6 separate regions of the Homo sapiens genome follow, and all the other regions are linked to region 4. The links are chromatin loops, found by intact Hi-C in ENCODE. Cell type or tissue: PC-3. All regions are shown on one strand. Region 1 overlaps IL1RAPL2 (interleukin 1 receptor accessory protein like 2). Region 2 overlaps IL1RAPL2 (interleukin 1 receptor accessory protein like 2). Region 3 overlaps IL1RAPL2 (interleukin 1 receptor accessory protein like 2). Region 4 holds the start of IL1RAPL2 (interleukin 1 receptor accessory protein like 2). Region 5 overlaps IL1RAPL2 (interleukin 1 receptor accessory protein like 2). Region 6 has its middle 56 kb from the start of ESX1.

Region 1 (5,000 bases), 150 kb after region 4:
GCTAATCAGATATTAGTATCCAGAATATATAAAGAACTCTTACAACTCAACAATGAAAAGATAAGGGACACAGCTTTAAAAAACAGCAATGGTCATTGTTTCAAAGAAGATACGTAAATTGCAAACAATCCTGTAAAAAGATGCTCAACATCATTAATCATGGAAATGGAAATTAAAAAAAGCAGTGAGGTACCATTTCACATCTATTTGTATAGCTATAATAATAAAAAAAAGAAACAAACAGCAAAGTTGTGGGGAAATTAGAACACTCCTGCATTGCTGGTGGGGATGTTAATTGGTTCAGTTACTGTGGAAAGCAGTTTGGCAGTTTCTCAAAAGGTTAAACAGAGAATTGCCATATGACCCAGCAAATCTGCTCTTAGATATATATGTGAAAGAACTGAAAACAGAGACTCCAACAAATACATGTACAGCCATGTTTGTAGCAGCACTACTTAAAATTGCCAAAAGGTGCAAATGGGCCAAAAGTTTATCAGTGGATAAATGGGTAAACAAATTATGGTACATACATACAATGGAATATTATTTAGCCGTAAAAGGTAACGTACAATGTGGACAAACCCTGAAAACATGTTATATTAAAGAAGTCAGATGCAGATGTAGAAGGCTACATATTGTGTAATCCACTTATATGAAAATCCAGAATAAGCAAATCCATAGAGACAGAAAGCAGATTAGTAGTTTCAAGGGCTAAGGTGAGGCAGAGATGATAAAGAAAATGCTTAATGGCTATGGGGTTTTGCTTAGGGATTAGTGAAAATGTTGTGGGACTAGACTGAGATGTTCTGGGACTAGCCTTGTGAACGTACTGAATGCCACTGAATTGTTCACTTTAAAATGTTTGTTATATGAATTTCACTTCAATACATTTTATGTACAGATGTACATATACTCATTTGCTGCGTAACATGGGTCAATGATGAATTACATATAGGATGATGGTCTCATAAAATTATAATGGATCTGAAAAACTCCTATCATCTAGAAAAGTCATAGCCATAATAGCACAATGCATTCCTCACCTGCTTGTGATAATGCTGGTGTAAACAAACCTACTGCATCGCCAGTCATATAAAAGTATAGCACATACAATTATGTACAGTACTTAATGCTTGATAGTGATTATAAATGTCTATGTTACTGGTTTATGTATTTACTATACTCTTTATCATTGTTTTAGAGTGTGCTCCTTCTACCTATAAAAAAAAGTCAACTGTAAAACAGCCTCAGGTGGGTCCTTCAGGAGATATGCCAGAAGGCATTGTTATCATAGGAGACAACAGCTCTCTGCGTGTTATTGTCCACTGTACCTTTCCTATGTTCAGGTCTGTTTAGATACACAAATACTGACCTTTGTGTTACAATTGCCTACAATATTCAGTACAGTAACATGCTGTATACATGTGTAGCCTAGGAGCAATAGGCTGTACCATATGACCTATCTGTAGTAGGCTATAATCTAGGTTTGTGTAAGTACACTCTGTGAATACATGACTGTATGCATGTTCTGAGATATACACACACCCATTAAAGCTATTGATCTTGTGTTTTACCTTTATGTGACACTTTACCTTTAAAGTTCTCTTTGTGTGCATGTGTACAGGGGTTGGGAAGAAGCAGTTCAGTATCATTTAATAAGGGGGAGAAACCCAACCCCAAGATACTTGATGAAATCTAAGGAATACAGTCTAAGTAACACCTACCTGCTCCTCCCACCAATATAAGAAGAGCTAAAATCATTAATGCATGTATGTATAGGAAAATAATGAAAGACAAATATGGCAAAATGAGGTCAGTTCAAAGGATTTATCTGTGTGCTAAGAGATGAGATAGAGGCTAGTGGCATGAGAAAAGCAAAAATGGAAATAAGAGGAAAATGAATAGGTAGAACTGAGGGCAATGACCTGGCTCATTGGAAAAAAAAAAGATTTTTTGGTAAATATTCTGTATTCCAACCATGTCTAATAGGGATTTATGAAGTGGGGGAGGAGACACTGGAAGAGAGAGAGAGTAAATATGAATGTATTTGTATTAAAATCTCTAGAATAAATGTAGTCATATAAATCTCTGGAATACAAATTTTCACTTCAGTACTTCACTGTGCAAAATAGTTTCTGAGGCAATGAAGGAACATACCAGGGCTATTAGAGAAAGCTATGGGATTGGCAAATCAGTGAGGGAGGACTTGCCAGCTTTGAATGCCTAGTAAGTTTATTTACAGTATACCCCTGCTTGGTCCATGAACTGTAGTCTTACCACAGAAATAGCTGGAATTTTGAGAAAAACTGTTTTTGAAGTTATAAATGATCAGCTGCTGTAATACTGGCTTATAAGACCAGATAGTGTGGCCACAAGTGAAAAGAGAATAACCTAGGAAGTTCCCCTCTTCTCCATGAGTTGTCATTAACTGTTTGATTGTTCCCAGCAGTATTATAACTCTCCCTTTTCCCTGGAGCAGTCTGCCATTTTTGCAAAGTGAGGACCAATTTAATGGGGTTTACTTAATGGATTGATAAGGCTGAGGGGCAAAGGTTTGCCACAGGGAATAAATTGATGGTTAATGTATTTTTGCCTCCAAGGCCAGAAAGGAGACATAATGAAAAGAGTGAAGTGAAAAGATAAGACTAGGGTTTAAACGACAGCTTGTGGTCCTCTGCAGATGATTCATTTCTGCTGCTTGGCATGTGCTTTAGACCTATATGTTTACAAGGACAAAAATGGGAAAATTACTCCCTGATCCTCTATATATGTACAATATATATAAGGACCTATTCCTAAGGTCCTTGTAAATCCCTAGCCCTTAAATAAATATACATTTGAGAGAAAATATCACAATATAGATTTAACATTGTATGGAGTAGGGAGTAGACCAGTAATTTTTTTTCTCACTGAACGAACATTTAAAACATTAATATCCTCTTGCATCACTAAGAGCAGTAAGACTGCACCATCCCCTGGTTATTAGTGTTCATAGCAAGCTGTGTGAATCTTGTTGGCAAAACTTTACTAGCCTTTGTAGCAGCCCCTGACCCAGGGGCATCTCTACAAATCCCCTTTGACAGCTGTTTTCATATGCACTGAGAATAGACAAGAAGAGGTAGATTTTGACTGAAACAGGAGGCATTTTGGTGAGAGTTATTTCAAGGAATTTTATTGGGAGGAACTTTTTTTCAGATTGATAATAAAAACAGGTCCATAGGCAAAAGCTTTATAACAGTATTTTAATGGCAAATTAGGTGTGTTTGCATCAGTTCTGTAAGCTTTCAATGCTGGTGTTTTAGGAGACAAATGTCCTACTTTCCTACAGAATTGTCCCTGGTGTTACTATTGGAGAGCAAATTATGTACTGCATGGGCCCTGGGATATCTTTAATTAGTCAGTGACGAAAGCTGGGAAATCTTTCACCAATATTCTTTAACTTTCAGGTTTAGGATGGCTCTAACCTGGCCTGGGTAAAGAATAATGGACTTGGTGACCCTCCAAGGCCACTTCCATTTCAGTGATTCTATTACCTACTTCTGTCAATATTTCTCCACTTCCTCCTCCCCTGCAGAAATGAGAGAAATACAAAGCAATTTGTGATCAGCTTCCCTAACAAGCCCCCTACACAGACCACGAATATGAGCTCAAAGCACATTACTTGAAATTGTTTAAAATGTAATCCCTTCCACCTTACTCTTGTTTTCACTCAGGACAGAGAACTTGTTTTTGAAATTCAGACTCTTATTTCTATACTCAGAGGCATGCAACCACAATCAAGATGGGGTTTGGTTGAATTCAAGTTTTTTAAACCTATTCTTCATGTATAACATCACATCTTTTTATGTGTATATATATATATATGTAGAATTATATGTGTAATAAATTACTTCAGTTAAGTTGTGTGAGGCTAGGGTAGGCTGCAGTAATAATCAACACTCACATTTCAGTGGTTTAACCCAATAGAAGTTTACTTCTTCTGAGAGTCCAGGTTGCTTTCCAGGGAACCCGTTTCCATATAGTGACTCAGGGGCTTAGACTGCTTTGATCTGATAGTTTCAGCCTCATCTCTGAAATGACATATGTTCACTTCCCCTCATGGGCCATTGGTCAGAATTAATTACCTGGCTTTGCCTAAATTTAAGGGGGCAGAGAGAAGCCGAGAAATAAGTCTTCCATGTTTCCAGAAGGAGAGGAGAATTTTTGATATAGGTGAATAATAGGGATATATACAAGTTTAGTGAATGAGTCTGCTTAAGAAAATTTTGAGACTATGGGGTTTTTTTAGATATAGGATCATGACATCTGCAAATAGGGATAGTTTGACTTCCTCTCTTTCTATTTGGGTGCTCTTTATTTCTTTCTCTTGCCTGACTGCCCTGGCCAGAACTTCCAATACTATGTTGAATACGAGTGGTGAGAGAGGGCATCCTGGTTTCATGCCAGTTTTCAAGGGGAATGCTTCCAGCTTTTGCCCATTCAGTATGATGTTGGCTGTGGATTTGTTATATACATGGCTCTCATTATTTTGAGTTATGTTCCTTGATGTGGTTTGGCTCTGTGTCCCCACACAAATCTCACTTTGAATTGTAATAATTCCCACCTGTCAAGGGTGGGACCAGGTGGAAAAAATTGAATCATGGGGGCAGTTTCCCCTATGCTGTTCTCATGGTAATGAGTGAGTTCTCAGGAGATCTGATGGTTTTATAATGGGCTTCCCTCTTCCTTCGGCTCTCATTCCATCTCCTGCCACCCTGTTAAGTGGTGCCTTTTGCTGTGATTGTAAGTTTCTTGAGGTCTCCCTAGCCATGCAGAACTGTGAATCAATTCAACCTCTTTTCTTTATAAAGTATTCTGTCTTGCGTATTTCTTCATAGCAGTGTGAGAATGGACTAATACCTTCCTTTAATGCCTAGTTTATTGAAAGTTTTTAACATGAATAGATGTTGAATTTTCTGAAAGTCTTTGCTGCATCTACTGAGATAATCGTGTGGTTTTTG
Region 2 (5,000 bases), 100 kb after region 4:
ATCCATACAGTGAAAATCTCTGCCTATTCCATTAAGTTTGGCAACAAAGAATGGCAGAGAAGAGAATGTGAGTTAACAACTAAGTTCATTATTATTTTGGTTGTTCTACAACATCAACATCTGATATGATTGAAATATTAAAGTTCCTTATGACACTGGTTCTCTTTAAATGAAAAGGTGTGGATAATTAAGCTAATTATTTAATGAAAGCTGGAAAGTCCGAAAACAATTCCATGGGGGATTTCATCCAGCTCTGTAGCATCTTCCAAATACAGAAGTCACCGAGCTTGGTATCATGTTGGATTTGTTACTGTCCATAAGGTTAAAGGATGAGAGAGAAGGAAGAATAATTGAGCCTTCTATTAATTTTGATATTGGGATTTATCCCATCCATAAGTACAGCCAAGAACTGCAGTGAATGAGCTCCTTTCTACTCTGTTGTTTTGGAATGAAAAGATATTTTATCTGCCAGAGTGGAGACATGCTTTGAATGTCTGTTATTTCTGCCAGGTGAGTTTCTATCATAACCCAACTCATGTAGGCACATCAGTCTAAAGTGCATCCCTTGTGGCTTTGCTGACTTCTACAGGTGTAATTTGCCCTAAACGAAGTATGTGCTCTGCAAAAGCACACCCTTAATGCCTACTGTAGTTTGGTCCCTGGAGAAAGCTAGCACCCAGAGATTTCTTAGAATATGCATGACTTTCCTAGTCTATGAGAAGGACACTGAATATGCAGTTTTAAACTTCCATTCATATTCCTATTCTTGCCTCATATTTGCTTCCATATATTTATTTGAGACTGTCATAGAGAAGCATGATATTTTGTGAGGCTTGCACCAGGACTATTTTCTAAAAGAAATGCTTTGACATTCAATGACCTTCCCCCAGGCTAAGAAGAGTCAGGCCCTGCCTCTCTCTGTGGGTGTGAGTTATGAGAGCTGTATTGTAAGTGTGCTCTCCCTAAATGGTTACAGACAAGAAACACATGGTTTTAAGAGGCACCCATTAAACCCTTAAGATGAATGGCATGTATTTGGCATCTCTACTTTGTGGAGAAACAAGACAGTGGTTTCCTGAAATCAAATTCTGCCAAGGATTGTCTTAGAAATAGGGCATTTATTAATTCACCAAACATGCAAGCAAACTAAATGCAAGCAAGCAAAATAAAATGTCTTATGATGGGTCCCTCTCAGTGATTCAGAAATTGACCAGACATGCTTTTAGCCCCCCAAGAAACAAGTAAATCATAGGGGGAAGGGAGAAACTAACATGCATCGAGTGCTCCTATATGCCAGGCACTTTACATACATTGTCTCCTAATACAAAGACACTGAGGTAGGTAGGTCCAACTCTTGTTCTCCATATAGGGAAACTGAGGCTTAGAGTAGCTAAATAATTTGACCACTCTCTTACATAGCTAGTAATTGGCAAAGCCAGGATTTAAACCCAGATTTGTCTGACCCCAGAGTCCTGCTCTTAATCACTCGTCCATGTTGTGCCTTTGTGTGGACATCATTAGCCTCATTTTAAAGATGAGAAAACTGAAGCTCAGGGAGGGTGAGTTTATCTGAGGTCCCCAACCATTAAGTGGAAAATTTAGGTTTCAGATGATCGACTGATTCCAAAGTTTATGCTCTTTCCACAACACCATGGATATGTCTTATTTACAACTCTTATAAAAGGCATAATATAATAAGAGTCATATAAGAGGCATGGATATAGTTCATATCAAGGAGATATTATTTTCAGCTGGGTGTGAGGGTGATTAGGGAAGGCTTCATGGGACAGGCATCATTTGACATTGACTGTGAAGACTGGATTGGGCAGACTGGATTGGGAATAGTGACGGGGGATGGTATTCTGAGCAGAGGTTAAAATAAGAGCAAATATGTGGATGCATAAAGTGCAGGATATTTTTGAATATCAAGTGGCCTAAATTGACTGGAGGATAGTATAAGATTCAGGTAGTTAGGAAACATATTTGTTGAGAAACAAGTAGCTAGACAGATGGTGTTTTGAATACCTCCACAATTTTAAAATTATAGGATATATATTGAATCCAGAAAGGAAATGTTGGTTAAGGCGCTTTAGATTGGAAGGCAGGGGGCAAGGTTGCTGAGACATTCTAGCTCTGTGCTAGTGTTTCTTTTTTATTTTTATTTTTATTTTTTTATTATTATTATACTTTAATTTTTAGGGTACATGTGCACAATGTGCAGGTTAGTTACATATGTATACATGTGCCATGCTGGTGTGCTGCACCCATTAACTCGTCATTTAGCATTAGGTATATCTCCTAATGCTATCCCTCCCCCCTCCCCCCACCGCACAACAGTCCCCAGAGTGTGATGCTCGTGTTTCTGTTCACATGCTTTACATTTGCTATAATAGGAAGGTTCAATCAAAGCTTTGTTTTCAATTATGAAAATGTTTTGAATTTAAAAAAAACTGAGTAAGGCATTAACCTTAATTAAAAATCAGAATAAAGCTTATTTGTATCTTCAGCTTCAGGGAATTAATGATTTTTTTTTTTTTACAGTAAAGGAACTTGTTTCTGGTCTTAACATTACCAGCGGGTGGCACTGTAATACATTCCTTCTGCATCTCTGAAGTAGCGTTTTACCATCTCATGGCTGTCTTCAGAGTCTGAAATTAGAAGGAATAACAGCTTTATAGTCACCATAGTGTGATTGGTCTAATCTTTGAACACATTTACTAAGCACCACCCCCACAACCACGATTCTTCAGTTTTTGAGAGCTATTCTGCTTAGGTTCTCACCAAACTACCTCTGAATCTTTTCATTTTTTTCCCAAGAAGGTGACTGTGAGGCATAGCTCTCGTTACTTTTCAAGTAGTTCTTCAAAGTTAGGTATTCAAAAGCCAAAGGCAGGAGAAGTTATGAGACTGGCAAATTTTACCTTTGGCACTCCCCCTGGCTACTTTGCTTTTAATATCTTTGCTTGTTTCTTGTGCATTTCGCCCTCCCCAAGGCTAAAGAGAATTCAAATGATTCACAATTTTCTTGACCTTTACTCAGAACTTTCCTATTCTTTGATAGGTGACAGCTAGTTTAATCTTTAAACCAATCCAGACTGATACACTGAAACACTACTGAGCATTCGGTGTTATTGGACACACCTCTTCCTTTTTGACACTCTCTTCTTCTGCTCTAGTGACATCATTTTATCTTGGTCCTATCTGTATCTTTCTGGCCATTTTTTCCCGGTCTCCATCATTATCTCATTTTCCTCTCTGTCTCTTAAAAGTCGCTTTTCTCCAGCATTTTCTCCTTGTTACTCTTTTAACAAACCACTCCATACGTTTCCAAAGTTTCTACTCCCTTGGTATTAACTATCTACCCTCTTGGTGCTTCTCAGCAGTGTCTGCATATTGGAACCACCCAGGGAGCTTTTAAACCATATTCCTGTGCAAGTACCACTCCCAGAGTTACTGATTTATTTGGGCTGGGGCCTCGGAATCTGTTGGTTTTTTGTTCATCTATTTGTTTTAACTACAAGGTGATTCTAATGTACAGCCAGGGATGAGAACCCCTGACCTATTGAGGTTTCTAGCAATCCAGTCTTTATGTCTCCTCTGAGTTACATGCATTATTTTCCTTCTAGACATCTTCCCTTGGCTGTCCCACAGGCACTTTGAACTTCAAAACTCAATTTTTAATCTATTTAAATTCCACCCTTCTTGTGTACCCCATCTTAGTTAAAATTACATTATCATTCTATTTGGGCCAGAATATATGGTGTGACTCTCAAATCTACTGCAAGTTTCCATATTCAGTAATCACCAAGTTCTGCAGTTTGAATTCTCAAATATCTTCTAAACTACCTGTATTAGTCAGAGTTTTCCAGAGGGAAAGAACTAATAGGATAGATGTATATATGAAAGGGAGTCTATTAAGGAGAATTGACTCACACGATCACAAAGTGAAGTCCCACGATAGGCCATCTGCAAGCTGAGGAGGAAGTCAGTAGTGGCTCAGTCCAAGTCCAAAAGCCTCAAAAGCAAGAAAGCCAACAGTGCGGCCTTCAGTCTGTGGCTGAAGGCCTGAGAGCCTCCAGCAAATCACTGGTGTAAGTCCAAGAGTGCAAAGTCCAAAGAACCTGGAGTCTGACGTCCAAGAGTGGGAAGCATCCAGCAAGGGAAAAAGATGAAAGCCAGAAGACTCAGCAAGCCAGCTTATTCCACCTTCTTCCACCTGCTTTGTTCTAGTTCTGCTGGCAGTTGATTGGATGGTGCCCACCCATACTGAGGGTGGATCTGCCTGTCAAGTCCACTGACTCAAATGTTATCTCCTCTGGCAACACCCTCAAAGACACACCCAGAAACAAGTACTTTACCAGCCATCTGGCGTCCTTCAATCCAACAAGTTGATACCTAATATTAACCATCACACCACTCCAGTCATGTTTTTTTTAAACAAATTTTGACTTTTATTTTAGATTCGGGGGTATACACGTGCAGGTTTGTTACCTAGGTGTATTGTGTGATGCTAAGGTTTGTGGTATATATGGTCCTGTCACCCAGGTAGTGAGCGTAGTACCTAATAGGTAGTCACCCCACACTTCTTCATCCTATCTGTTGCTGACCTAGTTCAGCCTTTCATAATTTCTTCCAGCCCTTCTACATTACTGCCCATTTTCCATAATACTTGCAAATGGTGTTTTTACTTGTTTGCTTGTTTTTAGTTATAGATGTACAGCAATTTCAAGCATTTATTCCATTGTCTAATGAACATTTGTAGATCAACTGCTAGATGCAAGACCTCTACTTATGAAATAAAACTCCTTTGACTCCCTATTGCATACAGGATAAAGGTAAAATGCCTTGTAGCATATAATATATGGCATACAAGACCCTTAATTTATTCCTTAGTTCACTTATTCATTCAATACTTAAATATTCAATGGCCTGTAATAGGTACTATGCTAATTTTTATATAAATATAAAAACACGTGTGCTATTATATATGTATGTATAGG
Region 3 (5,000 bases), 360 kb after region 4:
GCCTCAGCCTCTCAAGTAGCTGGGATTACAGGCATGTGCGACCACACCTGGCTAATTTTGTATTTTTAGTAGAGACAGGGTTTCACCATGTTGGTCAGGCTGGTCTCAAACTCCTGACCTCAGGTGATCTGCCTGCCTTGGCCTCCCAAAGTGCTGGGATTACAGGTGTAAGCCACCACGCCTGGCTTTTTTTTTTTTTTCTTTTTTCTGAGACAGAGTCTCTTACTCTGTCGCCCAGGCTAGAGTGCAGTGGTGCGATCTTGGCTCACTGCAACCTCCCCCTCCTGGGTTCAAGTGATTCTCCTGCCCTTAGCCTCCCGAGTAGCTGGGATCACAGACATCTGCAACCACACCCACTTTTTTTTTTTTTTTTTTGTATTTTTAGTAGAGATGGGGTTTCATTGTGTTGGCCAGGCTGGTCTCAAACTCCTGACCTCAAGCGATCCACCTTCCTCGACCTCCCAATGTGCTGGGATTACAGATGTGAGCCACTGCGCCCAGCCCAGGTGCTTTTTCTGCCCAAGCCAATTTTGTAGGGACTAATTCTGTTTGGGCTCAGACTGACTTTACAAGGGTACAATCTTGCTTCATGTCTGTTTTGTGTGACTTGTATGTCCTGCATGGAGGCCTCTCTATTGCCACTGAGGCATAAGAGGCCATTGGACTGGCTCAGCACCCTTGTCTACACAACTCAGAAGTGTGAGGGATGTAATGCTCCATGGGGAGACTCTGACCAATGGAGACTATTGCTGGCAGATCATTTCTTCTCCTCCTCTTCCCCAATATTTACTTTACTGAGTTATAGTAGTAAATACAGTCTCGAAGCAACTGGTCCCTAGAAATCAAGCAATCAATTGTGCTTGATACCAAGCAATGGCCAACTCAGGATCATACTTTCCTATTAACACTTTTTCCCCTGATTCACCTTTTCTTTCCCCTTACTTCTACAACACTGGGATTACACTACCAAATAGTAGTAGCAACACATAAGATTTTGCCTCAGGCTGTGCTTTTTTTAATGTCCCCTCTAATAAATCTCATGTTGAATTATGATCCCCAGTGTTAGAGGTGGGGCCTGGTGGGAGGTGATCATGTCATAGGGGCAGATCCTGTATCACTTGGTGATGTCCTTGTGATACTGAGTGAGTTATCGTGAGATATGGTTATTTAAAAGTGTGTGGCCCCTCCCCTCCCCTCCCCTCTCTTGCTCCTGCTTTCATCATGTGACGTGCCTGCTTCTGCTTGGCCTTCCACCATGAGTAAAAGCTCCCAAAGGCCTCCCTAGATGCCTAGCAGATGCCAGTGCCATGCTTGTACACCCTGCGGAACCATGAGCCAATTAAAACTCTTTTCTTTAAAAATTACCCAGTCTTAGGTATTCCTTTATAGCAATGTAAGAATGGCCTAACATGCTAGATTAAGACAGAGTCCATTTACATACATTTTAAAAACACTAAAAAAGGAGAGATTAAAGATGCTGATTAGATACAGCTGGGAGGTGCCTTTTCTGTGGAAAAGAACCAAAATATTGAGTATACCTGCACACTCTGACCAGATCTTTTGAGACAAAACACTGAAATTCAATAGAGAAGTGACAGAAGACACCCTGGTTGAAGAGGGATGAAGTGAGGCTGCCTGCTTGGTATTGTGAGATACCAGGACTGGCCCCCAGACCGGTGCCATTCCCAAGGAAGTGTTGAGGGAAGAAACCCCGGGACACCATATTCCCACTGTGGATCTCTGAGTTCCTAGCTACAGGAATTCCTCCAGACTCCTTCAGACCTTTGGACTGGCAGAGGGAGCTGCCTGGAGATAACACAGACACATTGCTTGAACCCTAGTAGAGCCCAAAAGTCTTCAGTGTGCTAGGCAGCGACAGCAAAAGCTGACTCTGAGCTCCCCCACCCCCACCCCAGAGCTTTGCATCCTGCCCTAAGTTGTTACAGGTCCTGCTGTCTGCTAGGCTTGGAGAGAACAGGGCCAGGGAATGCTCACATGCCCAAGACAGGTCCCACTGCCATTGCCATGGGGCTGAGGTACAGCCAAAGCATGAAATCCCACATCTGCTAAACCCTCCTAAGACTGCCGGTCTGGCCATTCCCACAGGGGAGGGGCCAACAACATAGCCTCCATTGTCCCGCCTAGGTGGTTTGTTGATGGCCTAGGTGCAGTTCACCCCCCTGTCACATGTGGTCCTTGACCTTGAGGGGCCAGTGAACAAATCCGCTGGCCTTGTCCCAGTTTCCCAGGACTTGAGCACACCATCCAGGTGGATGAAAATGAGATTCGTAGCCTGATCTCTAGCAGGGGAGGAGCCCTCACTGTCAGAATAAGAGAAGAGCACAGCTCGGGTTCATGTAATGGCATGGGAACTCCCTTCAGGAGACCGGGCCAGGAAGGGTGTGGCCTGATAGCCATGGTTTCTGCCTCAGGGAGTATCATGAATGCCTGGAATGGCTTGGCAATCTGGGTACAGATTGCTTGGGACTAGTCTAGTCAGTTGGGCCTGTTGCCAGCATTGAATACTGGAGGGAGATCTCCCAAGTCCAGGGTGCAGCAGCTGGGTGGGGTCCCATGGCTGCCTGCTGGGCTGATAACCCCTGGCATCCTTCTTACCCTGAGCGTGCTCTGTGGCACAGGAGAGGCGCCGCCACCCCCCACTGGAGGGTTGTCCCAGTAGCCCGAGAGCAGCCCCTAGACCCCTGCGAAGGTAAGTGTTTACGACTGCCTTGGAGAGCCTGGCTGTGGGCTTGCCCAACCCAGCCCTGCCCAGTTTTGCCCCCTCCAGCCACCTTGGTGGTAGAGTGTGGAGCAGGACCCCTGGGAGCCCCATACCCTGCCCATTTCAGGAACACCCTAGTACTTCCCCCATCAACAAAGGCCAAGTAAAAAGTCCACTGCCATCAGCGCAAATGCTGTCCTCGGCAATCGCCATCTACTGGCTGGGACAGCAAACTGCATGACCCATCACAACTGCAAATATCACTGTACAGTGCTCAGCTGGTTCTTGCCTGCTATCGCCACCTACTGGCCACTAGGGTGAACTGCGTAATCTAATGTAATCGCTGCTGAAAGAAGCACACAGTGCTGGGAAATGAGATAAGCTTCCCAAGGCCTCCACCTCTCCATCTCTGTTGGTGTGGCACAGCACACCACTACAACAACCTACAAACAACTAGCATCTTAGAAAACCACTACAGTAAGGCTATCTATAATCAATGAATTAATACAGAGTGTTGGTGCCCTAAAAGCACAAAGAAGCAAAGCCGAAGGACTCTACCCAACATACACAACAGTAACACACTCAAGCGGGGAAGAAAAAAATCCCACCGAAATGAAAGTAAGTTTAAAAATAGAAAGTGACAGCTTCTACACATGAAAAGGGACCAGTACAAGAACTCCAGCAACATGAAAAAACATAACGTTTTGACACCCCTAAAGGACCACACTAGCTATCTAGCAATGGATCCTAACCAAAATGAAAACTTGGAAATGCCAGATAAAGAATTCAAGGTATGGATTTTAAGGAAGCTCAGTGAAATACAAAGGAAAGTGGAGAACCAACACAAAGAAATCAGAAAAATAATTGAGGAGATAAAAGATTAGATACATATATTTAAAGAAAACAAACAGAACTTCTGAAAATGAAAAACTCACTGAAGAAATTTTAAAACACAGTTGGAGGCTCTAACAATAGACTAAACCAAGCAGAAGAAAGAATTTCAAGCTTGAAGCCCAGTCTTTTGAATTAACCCAGTCAAAAACAAAGGAAAAAGAATTTTTAAAAATGAACAAAGCCTTCGAGAAAAGTATGATTATGTAAAGTGACCAAACCTACAACTTATAGGCATTCCTGAAGTAGAAGAAGAAAATAATAAGAAGTTTGGAAAACGTATTTTAGGGAATAATTCAGGAAAAATTCCCTGATCTTCCTAGAGATGCAAACACCCAGATTTAAGAAATTCATAGAACACCTGACAGACACTATACAAGAGAAACATTGCCAAGGCATATAGTCAACAGACTATCCAACATCAATGTGAAAGAACAAATCTTAAAAGCAGCTAAAGAGAAATACAAATCACCTATAAAGGAAATCCCATCAGACTAACAGTGGACTTATCAGCAGAAACCTTACAAGCCAGAAGCGATCAGGGGCCTATTATTAGCCTCCTTAAATGAAAAATATGCCAGATAAGAATTTTAAATCCTGCCAAACTAAGGTTCATAAATGAAGGAGAAAGTATTTTCCAGACAAGCAAATGCTAAGGGAATTTGTCACCACTAGACTGGTCCTACAAGAAATGCTCAAAGGTGTGATAAACATGGAAACAAAAGGATGATACTTACCGTCATAAAAGCACATGTAAGTAGAAAGCTCACAGATCCTATAAAGCAGTTACACAGTTGAGACTTAAGGTAACTAGGAAACAAAACCATGACAGGTACAAAACTTCGCATGTCAATATTAACTTTGAACATAAATGGCCTAAATGTACCAATTAAAAGATATAGACGGGCAAGTTGGATTTAAAAAAAAAAATAAGATCCAACCACCTGCTACCTATAAGAGACCCACCAAATGTCTAAAGACACCTACATGCTCAAAGTAAAGAGATGGAAAAAATATATATTATGCAAATGGAAAACAAATGAGAGAAGGGGTAGCCATTCTTATATCTGATTAAAACACACTATAACAATAGTAAAAAAAAAAAAGACAAAGAAGGGCATTAAATAATGATAAAGGGTTCAATACAGCAAGAAGATGTAAGTATCCTAAAAATATGTGCACCCAACACTAGAGTATCGAGACTCACAAAACTAATACTACTAGACCCAAAGAAAAAACACTGATAACAATACAATAATAGTGGGAGACTTGAACATTCCAGTGACAACACAAGACAAGCCATCAAGGTAGTTGGTTTTCTGCCTTGATGACCTGTCTAGCATTGTCAGGAAAGTCAACAAAGAAACTCTGGACTTAAACTGGACTC
Region 4 (5,000 bases):
GTTTTGATAGGGTAGGAGGTACAGAACTTGATACATAAAAGCACTGGGTATTAGAGTGAAATTGGGTCAAATTGGTTGTATGTGCCACTGCATTCCAGTCTAGGTGACAGAGCGAGACCCTAGATATAGAAAGATGATGAAACGAGAAACCAACAGGACAGGAAGAGGTTTGTTTTTATTTTAAATGTATTGTCTACTTGATGATTTGCCTAGGGATCTTATTGGCTAGGATCCTGAATGAGCTCCCCTCACTCTGACTGCTGGCTCCTTAACACCCCAATGTAAGTGAAGGGTCCCGTGGCTTGATCAAATGGTCTCATCCATGGACAGCCCTGCTGGTCAGCTAAGGCCCAGGGTCCGGGGGCTAGTGCCATGCTAAAGGCCAGACTGGAGGTGCCAGGGATCCAACCAGAAAGGAAAGACTTGACCAGGTGGTGTCCTTCCACCAAGGGGCCACCCCGTGTTGCTGCCTGCCGTACCCAGCTGGTTGGAAGCACCTGGCAGTTGGCATTGAGGACCACTAACAGTAAAGTAGGTGCGGAGGGGGTTGGCGGGAGGTGGTAGTGAAGGTTGCACAGGGCCAGCCGGCTAGCGTAGGGAAGTTTGCATGAGCTCCGTAGGCAAGGAGAAATGGAAAATTGGCTGGCTATCTCCCTTCAAAAGAATTGGCTGTTAAAAAAAAAAAAAAAGAAAAAAGGAAAAACAGAAGCAGAAACGGCAGGACATCTTCTGTTTTAAAAATACAGACCATTTTCCCCCTCCCATGTATATAAACAACGAAAACCAGGAGGGTAGCTTGGTATTGGTTCCCGCCCGAAGGTCCTTTCCTTTCACACCCGACCTCTCTAGATCCCCGACTTAACCCCGATTGAAGAAGAAATTTTCCAGGATGGGGGTGGGGTTTTGCTGGATTTGTCGAAAGAGATGGTCCACAGGGGAAGAGTGCATAAACTTGGCGAGAGGCGAGAGAGGGAGAATAACCTTAATCATGCACAGGCTCCGGCCTTAACAGTTGAGTGGGTGGTGGACCGAGGCCAAGCGGCCAAATAAGTGGAGTAGAAAGGCGCGAGTCTGCGCTGCGTGCCACGTACCAAACGCTCAATTCTCCCTCCTGGGCCCTGTATCCATCTCTCGTTCGCTCTCTGTGGCTAATGCAGAGCGATGGAACAGCCTCGGGAGAATAGCTGGAGAAAGCTCAGAGAAAGACAAATTAAAAGGAGCTCAGCGCAGCAGCAAATGCTGGAGAACAGCGCTCAGCTGACCCGTTAAATGAGTAATTCGGTAAAGGTGTGTTAATCAGTGCGGCGCCCCGAGAGCCCAGCGAAACACTCTGGGAAGATACCTGGCGTGGCAACGGGACTCTTCAACGCTGCGATCTAGAAACGCTGCTAGTCCTGGGTCGTAGTCCCTCTCCCCTGTCTCGCTTAAAGAGAGGGGTTCCTGGGTTGCAATACGTTGGAGAGCAGGTGATCAGATGCATGGTTGGCGAGCCCCTGGCGCATGGCAGAATGATTGAGGCCAGGGTCCTAGCTGCAAGCCCATCCCTGCGTCCCAGTACATTACCTGCCTGCCCCATGACTGGCGGGGCTGGAGAACCCTGAGACTTAAGGATCTTATAGGTGGCAGGGGTGGAAAAGAAGAGTTCTCTCCGGTCCTGGAAAGCTCTAATTGTCAGAAAAACTAGGTGGTTTGCGTCTTTAAAAGCAAGTTCCAGTCTGCGGGGAACCAAGCAGGTGAACTCCTGACTGAACTAGATACCTGTTCAGCGGCTAGAACTGGAGACTGGGAGAGCTGGAAAACTTTTAGTGGCTTTCCATACCTGCACTCAGTTGAGCGCTCGCCCCAATCCTGTACGCCGGCCTACTCTGGTAAGGACGCTAGACGGCGCTGCCGGGACACGCTTTCCTTCTCCGGAGAAAGGTAAGAGAGCGCTTTTTTTTTTTTTTTAAACCAGGGGATGGGGGACTTGGGGTTGGCAGCCTTTCTCAATCTGCCTCCCCTCCCCGCGCTCCCAAATCTAAAGGGGTGTGGAAGAGGAGGAGGAGCAGAAGCAGCTCTTTTCGTGACGCGCCAGAGCGCTTCTCTCTAATTCCCACCTCCTCCCCGGTGCAATCAGTCAGCCAGGAGGCTCCAAACTGTTAGCGACAAAAACGCAGCTCTCGGTCACTCCCACTACCCTCCCACCCGCACTCCAGGCATATTTTGGAGGCGGCAGCAGCGGTGGCAGGATGTGAGGCGAGCCTGGAGCTCATTTCCAGGCGCCCTTCCCTCTTCGGAACTAAGGGAGACTTGTGGGCTTTTGCACACTGGCTGTAGGGTTCCCGGGAAAGACTGGAGCAGCGAACAGGAGGGAGAGAGGTGGACAGGCAGAGTCTGCACCTGCCGCCTGCACCTCCGTTAGGGCGACAGGGCAGCTGGTGTTTCGCTCCTGGAGTGTGCCTACCTCGCAAGGGGGGCGAGGGCCACAGGCTGAGGCGCCCGCGTCCCGGAGTGCACCGCTTGGCCGAGGCAAGGTGTTGCTGGGGCAAGGCTGCTCCGAAGCGAAGTCGCGCAAAAGGAAGAGTCTGGGAGGCAGGCGACTTAGGAGAGTCTAGTCACTGAGAGACAGAGGCAGCATCTGCCATTCTAACTACGGAGCTGAGTAATTTAGAAACCCTCCTTAACTCTCCCTTTCCAGCTCTCCCCAAAGTCCACAGAAGCTCTGCTGAACTCTAGAAATCTTCCCTGGCTGGGGGGAAGTTTACTAGTATCCTCTTTGGCTAAGACAGGGAGTGGAAAAAACAGGCGGGGCTGTACTGTCCGCTGTTTGGGGAGACGCGGTCTTCCTCGCGCCCCCTTCAGCCACTCCGACTGCCTGGGAAGTCCCAGCCCGCGCTCTCCGGAACCCGGCTCGCCGTCTCGCCCTGGACATGGAACTACGCATCTGAGACCTGCTGGACGTTTTGCTGGCCGTTTTGCAAGACTCAGGTAATGTCCACTCGCAGAGCTGGAGAGTTGACTGGCAAGGGCCAGGGGAGAACGCGCTGCGCTCTCAGTTGGCAGCGGGGCAGGCCGCAGCCAATGGAGGCTTTATCTTTCCTGCAGCTCTGGTCTCCGCGCCTGGAAATTTGCCAGTTGGCTTTCTCTTCCTTTAGCCTTCCCAGAAAGTTTAGGGAATAGAGCTCCGAAGGCCAGGGGCTCTTCGCCTGGGAGGAGCGTGCGCCGTCCTTCAGGTGCCCGCGAGCCCAAGCGTTGCGTTTCCGCGGCGGGATCTTCATGCTCTCTGCGGCTGGCGCGCGGGCTCTGCAGCCTGGAAGGCAATTTCCAACTGGGCGCTTCTGACTGCCCACATTTCTGCCGCAGCTGGGAGAGCAACTGGAGCTGGGAAGAGGCTCAAGGCGGCTCCTGGGTGGAGCAGCGAGGGGTTCCCCAGCAATACGCTGCCGCTCCTGGGATTCCCACCAAGCACTAGGCAGGGGAGATCGCTGGATATCTGGGGCCATCTCTGTGCTCCTGCACTGAGAGCCTGAAGGTACTTCCCCTGTGGTTCCCGAGACGCCCCCTTTCCTCTTCCCGCAAGAATCCCCGATACCCCTAGAGTGGGTTTCCCAGGTCCCCACTGCTGCTCAGGCGTGAGGATCTGCCCGCGCCAAATTGCGCTTCAGACTCCTTGTGAAGGAAAACTAGAGTGGGAGAGTAGGGATAGCCACTCGCGAGTGGCTCGCCTTGCCTCTCTGGGCCTGGCATTGGAGCAAACAGCTTGATCTGTCACCATCAGACGTTTAAGAAAAATGCTTTGGCAAGGAGACCCTGGCAAGGGAAATGTGTATTATAACAAATGTCTGCTTCAGGGGTTTCTCCTGGTCCCTGCAGCCATCCCCTCTCCATCTGTGCCGCCCAAGGACTTAGAGACATTAGTAAACAAGTATTCAAGATTTTCCCCTTGCCACCCACAAAAGTTGTGACTGCACAGAAGTATTGGAAAAGTACTTCTCAGTTGAAAGCTACTCTAGAGCCTATCACAGGTGTTTTTTTTAGGGGGAGTCTATTTAGGAGTATCTTGTCCCCGAATGAGGAAGCGGGACCTGCCCACCACCACTACCTTCAATCGAATGTGTAGACCTCCAAGAAGGAATCCTCCTTTCTTTTCCTGGCCAGGGGAATCAAGCTGTAGATTATTAAACATGCGGCATAGCTGGGAACAGACCCCAAGGAAGTAAGGGAGGGAGGGAGGAAAGGACACTTCTCTGAGCCTGCAAGTTCAGCACGGGCGTCCTACAGTTCAGGAAGACTACCTCAGTGACAGAGTCCCTGGGAATGAAGGAGTTAAGTTTTTGGGACAAGTGTCTGGGACTGGGGTCCATTTTCCCACTGACATCCTCATCTCCCACCCCACCGCAGCAGCCGACCCAAGGTTTTGGCTTCATCTCTGAGCCGACCCGTACGGTGTGAACTCTCTAATTTGCGGGCCGCCCTGGGCTAGATAGCCCACAATTACCCGCCGTGGAAGCAGATTATTTGGGGCACTAGTATCCATGCATTGTTGTACCACTGGGCTCTTTGCCAGCAGGGTCTCGGATACTTAGGCTTCCACCCCTTCTTGCCGCACAGAACGCGTTCTTCTCCATGCTTCCGGCTTCCCCAAAGATAGCAATTGGGCAACTACCCTGGGACTTAGGGAGGGTGAAATTCCCAAGTATTCCTGAGCCGAGGCTTCAGCAGAAGTGCCTATCTTCGCCACTTGCATCCCTTCTACTCCTCTCCTCCGTGGAGCAACCCCTGCTCTATGGCCAGTACAGTCGCACCGTGAGGCTGCTGGACCCGATGCGGAGACTCCAGTTTGAAACCACCTGCTTACAGTTAGCTCTCCAATTTGAGGGCTGCCCTGGGGTAGACAGCCTGCAATTACTGAGGTGGAAGCAGCTGATTTAAATAGCGTTTAAATGTGGATAAAGGGCTGTGGCATCAAAGGCTCCTGGCTTGCCCACTCTAACCTCAGCTGGTCTGAAGGAGAGGCAAGT
Region 5 (5,000 bases), 620 kb after region 4:
TAATTAGAACTTAATAAAGACAAAAAAAGAATATTGAAATAATCCAAGCAAGACATGAGAAGCACTTAGATAGTCTTCAGTGTCTTTAAGAATAGAAAGGAAGGGAACAGATTTGAGTAACTTCAGAAATGGCAAGGCTTAATGTTTTATGGAAAGGGTAGGAGGTGGTCAGTGAGAAGAGAAAGTCAAGATTCAGGGATGACTCCACACTTTTTGGCTTGGATGACTGTGGACATGAGAGGTGGGGCAGATTTGGTAGGGGAGAGAAGCTCACTGCTGAGCATCCTGGATTTGAAGGGACAGTAGAAACCCTGTTACAGGGTTTGGTGGGCAGTGCTACTACCCTGTCTCCCACAGGCACATTAGCATTAACATCAGTGCATCTGATTGTCTTGGCTAGTGTCTAATTCCCAAGGAGACTCATCAGGCCTCAGGAAATCAGAAGTTGAGGAGCTGGTTGTAATGCCTCACCATGGCTTCACTTTCAGAATGCATTGGAGGCTCATTCATGGGATAAAGATGAAAAGAGTGATCTTGACAAAGCATTGCACAGATTCTATAATGAGAGGGAAATGAAAATGGTTGTCAGCCCATTATTAAGTGTAATAACTAGGTTGCAATGAGATGAAGGACTTCATTTAGGCAGATCTTTCCCATTGATGAATAGTAGGGGGTAAAAGTGTGAAAGGGAAGCATATAATCCAATTCATAAAATATGTAAACTGAACAGAAATTTCTGGAAAGGTATTTTTAAAAACTTGAGGCAATAATCATTCATTGTATATATAGAGCTGGAGTGGGAAATCTTTCTATTGATGGACAATGATGCACAGATGAAATTTTAAAAATCAGTATTTTTTTCCACTGACAGAACTTTATTTTAAAAAAAATGACAAAAGCTCTGTCTGTACTTCTAGGCTAGGAGAAAAGAGGCACAGGTGTAGCAACAGGGGCACAGGCCACTCACATTTTAGAGAGTTTGACTTGCTTGTGCCTGTGGAGTGCCCATTTGAGGCAGACGGAGTCCACTGTGCTGGGTATAAACAGGAAGAAACTTTTCTTAGATGGGGGCATATCTGAGACAGAAATAGAAGGCATTCAACTCCCACATTAAAATATTAGGAAAAAGAGCACAACATTGTATTCAATAAGTAAAATATACACAAATGTTAAAATAAACACAACTATATTTCTGTTTTTTTAAGAGGAATTGACTGAATTTTATTTATTTATTTATTTTTGAGACAGAGTCTTGCTCTGTTGCCCAGGCTGGAGTGCAGTGGCACGACCTCTGCTGGTGTGCAGTGGTGCGATCTCTGCTCACTGCAACCTCTGCCTCCCGGTCCCAAGCGACTCGTGCCTCACCCTCCAGAGTAGCTGGGATTACAGGCATGCCCCGCTAATTTTTGTATTCTTAGTAGAGATGGAGTTTCACTGTGTTGGCCAGACTCGTCTCGTACTCCTGGCCTCAAGTGACCTGCCTGTCTCTGCCTCCCAAATTGCTGAGATCACAGGTGTGAGCCACCGCACAGGCTCACACACAACTATATTCTTAAATATAATGGTAGGATGGGATAATCATTCCTAGATACTTAATTTTAAATAAATTGTTATGGGTCAGATAAAGTTTTCCAAGGTCTAGATCTGACCTTTGGAGGTTACGTCAAGAACATGAATTATTAATAATTAATTACTCTGTAAACACTGTGTATAATTCATAGATAAATAATTAGCATACATTACCTTACGGCTATTCTTCCCACAATGGTTATTATTTGGGAATATGATGTCCCTCACCTGGAAATGTCTACTCCTGGAGAGGCATGAACTCTGTGGAATACATATGACAATTTGGATAGCACCAAGCAAATTTTAATCTTTTACTAGCTCATGGGCTGGGATGAAGAAGAGTATAGGAGGCAGGATATAGAACACATAATGACTAAGATTATAAGTTCTGTGTCTAACTTATTTGGGTTAGAGTCTGAATTCTGCCACTACAACTTGAGTGACCTTGAGCAAGTCACTTAAACTCTCTGAGCTTTCTTTTTTTCTTATCAGTAAAGTGGAAATAACAAGAGTCCCTCCCTCCCAAAGTTGACATGAGAATGAAAGGAGAAAAATTTGTGCAAAACACCTAGCACAGTTCTTGGATGTTCTATTCTAAGGGCTCAATGAAACTCATAGCTGCTGCTGCTGTTACACTTTTCTGTGCTGGGTCATTCACTGGGTGGGGGGATGGGGGTGTAGCCTGGTTCCCCAGTTTGAGCAAGATCGCAGCTGTATTCTCAACTTTTGGCTTCTGTCACCTACAATGGTGCATCCCCATAGGTGTGCTGTGATTCTTCTCAAGCAACCAGCAGTTGGTCAATGATAAATCCTTAGTTTTAAAGCTTATGTGGGGAAAACATGTAAAACAAAAACTTGGACAGCTCGCCCTCTAGTGGTAATTTTATGAATTGCCCCCCAACAATTGCCCTTTTAGCTCACAGGAAAACTGATAGTAAAAATGAATGGGATTAAGTTTACATAGTTGAAACACCTGGTTTAACAAATGAATTTGTTAATCACAAACACATAATAAGCTAGTATAGGGTACACATGCTTGCATATTTTCTCAAGTGCTGATTAGCCATTATACCTAACAAGGGATTTCCAATTTGGGGAAAAAAAAATCCAGAATCAGCAATTCTATACATAGTTATATATCCTGTCCCCCAATAAATAATTGTACATAGTCATTAGAGTCTAGTTTTATTGCACTCAATGTTCTTTTTTTCTAAAATAATGTTATAATTGTTGATAATAACAACTTATCCTCTTACAGGTATGTATAAACTTTTCACAGGGTTTTGTTTTTACAACAGATAGATGCGGCAGGATTTGCCTTCCTGGTTGTACTGAAGAGGAAGTAGGAGGCTTATCTATAAAGAGGCCAAATGAGTTTGCTTGGGACACCCAGGGCACTTTGCAGGGGACTGCACTAATTTTTACTCCTAGGAATCTCCTCCTGGCAAAATAAATTGCATAGATGCTGGCATGTTCCTTTCTAGTCTTTAGATGCTCCTTCTTTGGAATCTTTATGTCAAACTCCCTAAACATACATTGGTTGTACAGATCAGAATGAAAATGATTAAAATAGAGATACGAGTTTTATACAAGTGGCTTTCTTCACTCCATTATAATTGTTTTGGAGAACTCAGATATTAAAGCATTTTGTTTGTTTGTTTGTTTGTTTTGAGACGGAGTCTCACTGTGATGCCCAGGCTGGAGTGCAATGGCACGATCTCAGCTTGCTGCAACCTCCGCCTCCCAGGTTCAAGTGATTCTCTGTCTTGGCCTCCCAAGTAGCTGGGACTACAGGCATGCGCCAACATGCCTGGCTAATTTTTGTATTTTTAGTAGAGACAGGATTTCACCATATTGGCCAGGCTGGTCTTGAACTCATGACCTCAGGTGATCTGCCCACCTCAGCCTCCCAGAATGCTGGGATTACAGCTGTGAGCCACTGCACCCGGCCGATATTAAAGCATTGGTACCCACAAGACTAAACCAAGAGTAATAACTTTTTGAGCCTTATAGAAATCTAAGTCAAGGGAGTAGTGATGAGAATCTTAAAAACCTGCAATTGTTCTTTTAAATACTGAAATTGCTATTCATAAGACTTGAGTGAACAGAGAAAGGATAATATAGGAATAGGAGGTGTTTTCAAATCCAGGGACAAGAATATTTATAATCATACTCACTGATTGTGAAACAAAGGGCAGACATACATTCACTTATACTTTCAGTGGGTTCGTTCCGTAGCAAGCTTCAGTCCAACTGCAGAGTTTCACTATTCAGGGGAAGTAGTGAAATTCCCTTCCTTCAATGCCTCCATTCACATTTGTGGCTGGTCAGGGAGATACAGTTATCAAATCACCTGTGGGAGAAGCCAAGCTATCTAGTCAACAGTCTTCTCAGGAGCCCTGCAAGGAGCTTGCTTAAATAGGTACCACTGGAATTGTGAACAGTATAGGGCTGGATACCTCCTGTGGATTGCAGGCTTGTGCAGATGAGATCAAGCGCACCAGTTGGCTCCCTCTATGGGCTACTCAGTTCCACTGCGGCCCCAATTGATCAGTAGCCTGCACCTTTGTCAGCTGCATCACAGATGTATTCATTCAGTATTTGCCAAATATGTATGGAGAGTCTACATGCAAGGGGCTCTGGAAGTATGGCATGTGATTGCAAACTCCTGATGACAGAAATCTGACTTGCATGCATTACTTTTAATGGCACTTGGCAAATTCAGTTATATGTGACCTTTCATCTCTTCTTGCCCTTTTGTGACTTTCTGACACCTCTAAGCTCTTCCCTCTTAACGTCAGTGTTCAATCCCTCCATGTTGACTGATCACCTGACTTTTCAGGCCTCTTACCTCAGCCTATACTTCTTAGTTGCTTCCCTAGTCCCAAATCTAAAAATAAATGTGCTACATCCTTTTCTACCTCCTTTTGTCCCACTCTTGGTTTATTAAGAATAGCAATCCAATAAAAATTAATCATACCAACTTGTTGGAATCTAGTAGGGGTCTAATACTCTAATTTAGGTTTAAGGCTACAATGCCTTAGCTCATGGAAATTGATTTCTACTGATGAGAGTGTAGTGTGGGAAAATATTTGGTGGCACGTAGGCATTCATAGATCCGTGTTATCATACCTCTGGTCCATTTTAATGGGAAAATTCCCTGAGATCTCTTGAAATATGTTGTAACCTTACACTGCAAATACTAAGGGAAAAGAATAAATGGGGATAACGTTTAGAAATTATTTTCTCCATTATTGTATTGCTGTTCTCTGGCTATTGACTACCTTATAACTAAATACTCTGATACCTAAGGCAAGGGAACAGAAGAAAAGAGACCATAAATCTATTAAGTCAAATACATATTGCTCACATGGCCCTTAAAGGGAAATGAATTATCAGTGTACGCTCCAGGTCTGCATGATAAAACTAAT
Region 6 (5,000 bases), 260 kb before region 4:
AAAACCTTTATGATGATCCCCTTCCACTTAATGAATAGTAAATATATTTTTTCTTCCTTATAATTTTCTTTCTTCTTTCTTTTCTTTTCTTTCTTTCTTTCTTTCTTTCTTTCTTTCTTTCTTTCTTTCTTTCTTTCTTTCTTTTTCTTTCTTTCCTTCCTTCCTTCCTTTTTTTTTTTTTTTTTTTTGGCAGGATTTCACTCTGTCACCCAGGCTAGAGTGCAGTGCCATCATGGCTCACTGCAGCTTCCATCTCCTGGGCTCAAGTGATCCTCCCACCTCAGTCTCCTGAGTAGTTTGGACTACAGGCACCTGCCACCACACCTGGCTGATTTTTTTTTTTTTAATTTTTAGTAGAGACGAAGTCTTTCTATGTTGCCCAGGCTGGTTTTGGACTCCTGAGCTCACGAAATCCTCCCACCTTGGTCTCCCAAAGTTCTGGGATTACAGGCATGAGCCACCATGCCCAGCCATGATTTTCTTGATAACACTGTCTTTTCTCTAGCTTACTTTATTATAAGAATACAGTATAGGCGGGGTGCAGTGGCTCATGCCTGTAATTCTAGCACTTTGGGACTCTGAGGGAGGCAGATCACTTGAGATCAGGAGTTCGAGACCAGCCTGAGCAACATGGTGAAACCCTGTCTCTACTAAAAATACAAAAATTAGCTAGGCATGGTGGCGGATGCCTGTAATCCAAGCTACTTCGGAGGTTGAGGCACGAGAATCGCTTGAACCCGGGAGGTGGAGGTTGCAGTGAGCTGAGATGGCACCACTGCACTCCAGTCCGGGCGACAGAGTGAGACTGTGTCTCAAAAAAAAAAAAAAAAAGAATACAGTATATAATGTAATATACAAAATATATGTTAATCAACTTTATGTTATCAGTAAGACTTTTGGTCAACAGTAGGCTATTTGTTAAGGTTTGCGAGAGTCAAAACTTATACATGGATTTTTGACTGTTGGGGGCGGGCACCCCTAACCCCTGTGTTGTTCAGCTGTAATGTGTCCAAGATTCGTCATGCAAGGGGGCCACAGACGCAAACCACTAGTAGCACAAAGTGCAGGTATAGCAGGGGGTTTCTATGTGGGTGGTATTTACAAACAAAGAAGCAGCAGAGTGCATGCAGTCCTTGGAACACTACTCCACAGTACACGTCAGATAGAGATGTTCTGTATGCCCTGTGACCAAGGTTCCAGCAGGGGCAGTGTCTTCCCGGGCCAGCACACTAGATTTGGGAGAAAGCACTCCATGAGCGAGATTGAATCCTGTCCCCAACTTGTATTATATATTTAGTTTAGCCTAAGAGGGACTAGGGGACATCTAGTTTTTTTTTAAGGGACAGGAGCTGTATCAAGGGATTCTCCATCCCAGGGACCATTAGGGAACAGGCCTATGGAGGGCCAGGATCTGCATAACTTAAGGCCCTAGGAACAGCCTTGCCTACCAGGAACGGTGGCGTTAGCCAAAGGCCTTTTTATATCTTGAAGACAGGCTCAGTGCTGCTGAGCCAGCTCTCTGCGAAACTACCAAAAAGGAGGAGGAAATGAGCCAACAGGGTCATCTGGATATGTCTCCTGTCAAGGATAGCCAGCAGAGCTGGAATCAAGCTCAAGCAGTGTGGCGCCAGAGCGCACACTCTTAACCAATGACCTGGCAGTGCCAATTCTTACACTCCTGCTAAGCATATTGATAGTAGTATAACATAAAGAGAGCAGGTTAACTTTCAAGCCAATAAAACCTGTGTTTGAATCCTGGCTGTTCCACTTATTAGATGTGAAGCTTTGGATGAATTATTTAATCTCCCAAAGCTTCAGTTTCCTTATCTGTGTAACCGCCAAAAACAGCCCCTACTTCCCAGGTTCACTCTGAGGATCAGGGAGATAATCAATGTAAAGTGGTTAGTGTTGTGCCTGGCATATAGGCATTGCTTGAAAAATTCCTATTACTGGCCTACCTTCCAGAAATGCTGAATTCTCAGATAATCCACAAGATGTCCCCCTTTCAATAGCAAGTTCCATAGCACTGCTATGTGTATAAATACGTATATCCGAGGATCTGAGTTCTTGAAAAATGACTTTCACGTCCACGCCTGCCTGTGCAAAAACATATATTGAACCATGTGCCCAGGAGGAAATCATAGTTGGCTTTGCAGCCGATGCACATATGGCTCTCGAGGCAGTTCTAAGGCGAGCCGGTTGCTTTCCAGGCTGCGTGTGGGCGGCGACTACATCCCTACAGTACAGCCAAAGCATGATGCAGTGGAAGGAGTTTGAGGATCTGTAATTATGTTCCTTTCCCAAGTCCGGAGGGAAGTATATAGCTCTTGAGGAGTGTGTGTGTGTGAGCATGTGCGTGTGTGTTTGAGAGAGTGTGTGCGCAGGGGTCTTTGTGCTCATGTGCATAGTGGGGGCAGAGCCTCCCCCCTGAAAATTTTGCACTAGACATGAAAGCATCCTTTCACTTCCTGCTATTTTGTGGGTTTTATTTTTGATAGGTCCTTGTGGTATAGGACAAAAGTTCAGAAAGATACTCAGCTGTTTGTGCAGAACAGATAATACCAGACCTAGAATAATTATGTGTATTCAGGACGATGGAACAATAAGAAATCTAAGTGTGGAGGCTGCCTTTGCAGCAGGAGCAATATAGCTATAGAGTTATTTATTTATTTATTTGTTTGTTTGTTTATTTATTTATTTATTTATTTATTGTAGCCACTTGAAAAATTGTTTTCTCCTTGTCAACACAGGGAGAAAGAAAACAGAACAGCTGTTTTTGATTCTTTCTTCCCTTCCACTCAGCTCATTTGCATACTGAGTAAAGGGCCTACAGCCTGGCAACTATTTTGCCCATTAGTCTATTGTACAAGGGTTTGTGTCTCCTAAAGATAATTTCCTTTGTTGTTTCTGAATGAAGGATGAGAGTGTCTCAGCTGCTATTGCTGCATTGCATTGCTTTGTTCAGGGAAGAGGAAGAGAAAACGGCCTTTTTTTTTTTTTTTTTTTTTGCAAACTCCCTGGTATTCTGGATATTTTAGGCAAAGCTCTTGCCTCTGTTTGGGGCAGAGCAGGTCTGGGTTGGGACTGCTGAAAGATCTTTCTGCCCCAGAGAAACTCAGAAATTGGAACTCACAAGAAAGGTCTTCAGCAGCCTCAAAGCACTCCTCTCTTCCCAGGGGCCCATTGCCCTTACACCGCCTCCACACTGCCCCAGTTGTTTTTATCTACATTAGACCTTTCTGGACAACACTCCAAGATCTAGATTTTTCTCAGATCACCTTCCTTTGCCTGATTTCTGTTCCTCAGTGTCTCTTCTCTCTTTCCAAAGGTTGTCCTTGGCTTCCTTTCCTTTCCTTCGTCTTTCTGTCTCTCTCTCTTTCTTTCTCTCTTTCTTTCTTTGTTTTTTTTTTTTTTTTTTGAGACAGAGTCTTGCTCTGTTACCCAGGCTGGAGTGCAGTGGTATGATCTCGGCTCACTGCAGCCTCTGCTTCCTGGGTTCAAGCGATTCTCGTGCCTCAGCCTCCAGAGTAGCTGGAGTTACAGTCATGTGCCACCACGCCCAGCTAACTTTTGTATTTCTAGTGGAGACGGGTTTTCACCATGTTGGCCGGGCTGGTCTTGAACTCCTGACCTCAGGTGATTCAACCCCCTTGGCCTCCCAAAATGCTGAGATTACAGGCGTGAGCCACCACACCCGGCCTGGCTTCATTCCTGTTTGTTTTTGTTTTTTCTGAGATAGACTCGATGCGATGCCCAGGCTGGAGTGTAATGGCGCGATCTCAGCTCACTGCAACCTCCACTTCCCGGGTTTAAGCTATTCTTCTGCCTCAGCCTCCCGAGTAGCTGGGATTACAGGCGTGGGCCACCACACCATGCCCAACTAATTTTTGTATTTTTAGTAGAGATGGGGTTTCACCATATCAACTGGGTTCAAGCGATTCTCGTGTCTCAGCCTCCAGAGTAGCTGGGGTTACAGTCATGCGCCACCACGTCCAGCTAATTTTTGTATTTTTAGTGGAGACGGGGTTTCACCATGTTGGCCAGGCTGGTCTCAAACTCCTGATCTCAGGTATTCTGCCCACCTTGGCCTCCCAAAGTGCTGGGACTGCAGGTGTGAGCCACCATGCCTGGCCCTGGCTTCATTTCTGAATGTACAATTCTGAATGTATGTGGCAGTGTAGCAGGGCGTATGTATTGCCTCTTCCTGGACTGTCACTTTTTCTTGGTGGCAACTAACTTGAACATACCCTGGAGTAGAATGCAAAATGTCCTCAAATCTCTAAGATAAAATAATAGCTAACATCCATCAAATGCTTACTATGTATCAGGTTCTATTCAAAGAGCTTACTACATAGTAAATGATTTAATCTTTGCAACAACCCTAAGAGGTTTTATCCACATTTTGTGGATGGAAAACTAAGGCACAGTGAGGTTAAATGACTTGCCCAAGGGCAAAGAGCTGAGTACATGGCAGTCCACACTCTTAGCTACAACGCTCAATTTCCTGTCCAGGACACATTGGGCTGGGTCCCCAGACCTCCTAGGGAATTTCCTCTGCTATTCGGAGAAGGGTAGCTCTTCTCTTTAATGAATTTATACTTTGACCTGGACCTTTGATTTCAGTAACTTTCTCTCAAAGGAATAATTCTGGTATTGGGTTTGGGGGCCAGCGACAGGTTAGTGGAGTAGCTAACTTGAAATTAGGGTTCTTTTTTGTGTCCTCAGGTCAAATCAGACCAGAGGTTAGTCACCTTCTCTGTTTATTCATTAGATCAGGAATATAAATGGGCATAGCAGGTATGAGTTTTTAGTCCACATCACCAAGCGCAATGCTATGGACTGAAATGTGTCCCTTCCCACCCCCCACCCCCATTCATATGTTGAAGCCCTAACCTCCAATGTGACTATATTTGGAGATAAAATATTTAGAACAGAATTACAGTTAAATGAAGTAATGTTTGGACCCCTGATCCAATAGAATTAATGTCCTTATAAGAAGA

Evidence for each region. Hi-C counts contacts between places; a loop is a spot of excess contacts. Peaks named below come from ENCODE experiments on the same cell type or tissue, not always from the same donor. Only the 100,000 strongest peaks of a DNase experiment are listed, where the experiment ranks them.
Region 1: a loop joins it to region 4, with 10 times the contacts of the local background. A loop is called at or near these places in 3 of 110 quality-filtered maps.
Region 2: it touches region 4 in a loop (4-fold over the local background); 4 of 110 quality-filtered maps call a loop at or near these places.
Region 3: a loop joins it to region 4, with 17 times the contacts of the local background. A loop is called at or near these places in 15 of 110 quality-filtered maps.
Region 5: it touches region 4 in a loop (7-fold over the local background); 8 of 110 quality-filtered maps call a loop at or near these places.
Region 6: a loop joins it to region 4, with 5 times the contacts of the local background. A loop is called at or near these places in 5 of 110 quality-filtered maps.

What each region holds. Positions count from the first base shown.
Region 1 is chrX:104,709,751-104,714,750 of GRCh38, forward strand. The region is part of intron 2 of IL1RAPL2 (interleukin 1 receptor accessory protein like 2); the gene reads left to right. Among named protein-coding and RNA genes, the nearest start is that of IL1RAPL2, 150 kb to the left of the region's middle. In PC-3, a CTCF peak has its summit at 2,955; no DNase peak of the experiment used is centred here.
Region 2 is chrX:104,666,159-104,671,158 of GRCh38, forward strand. The region is part of intron 2 of IL1RAPL2 (interleukin 1 receptor accessory protein like 2); the gene reads left to right. Among named protein-coding and RNA genes, the nearest start is that of IL1RAPL2, 100 kb to the left of the region's middle. In PC-3, a CTCF peak has its summit at 2,570 (motif pointing right); no DNase peak of the experiment used is centred here.
Region 3 is chrX:104,919,338-104,924,337 of GRCh38, forward strand. All of the region lies in intron 2 of IL1RAPL2 (interleukin 1 receptor accessory protein like 2), which reads left to right. Among named protein-coding and RNA genes, the nearest start is that of TEX13A, 300 kb to the right of the region's middle. In PC-3, a CTCF peak has its summit at 3,007 (motif pointing left); a DNase peak (open chromatin) is centred at 2,984.
Region 4 is chrX:104,564,085-104,569,084 of GRCh38, forward strand. It overlaps IL1RAPL2 (interleukin 1 receptor accessory protein like 2), which reads left to right and starts at 2,115. Exons shown (of 11, transcript NM_017416.2): 1 at 2,115-2,967. RefSeq lists an enhancer at 3,192-3,949. In PC-3, CTCF peaks have their summits at 1,881 and 2,090; a DNase peak (open chromatin) is centred at 1,857; H3K4me3 peaks cover 2,901 bases; H3K27me3 peaks cover 1,668 bases.
Region 5 is chrX:105,187,995-105,192,994 of GRCh38, forward strand. The region is part of intron 2 of IL1RAPL2 (interleukin 1 receptor accessory protein like 2); the gene reads left to right. Among named protein-coding and RNA genes, the nearest start is that of TEX13A, 30 kb to the right of the region's middle. In PC-3, CTCF peaks have their summits at 2,452 (motif pointing left) and 4,086; a DNase peak (open chromatin) is centred at 2,427.
Region 6 is chrX:104,308,179-104,313,178 of GRCh38, forward strand. No RefSeq gene overlaps it. Among named protein-coding and RNA genes, the nearest start is that of ESX1, 56 kb to the left of the region's middle. In PC-3, CTCF peaks have their summits at 1,212 and 1,994; a DNase peak (open chromatin) is centred at 2,023; H3K4me3 peaks cover 529 bases.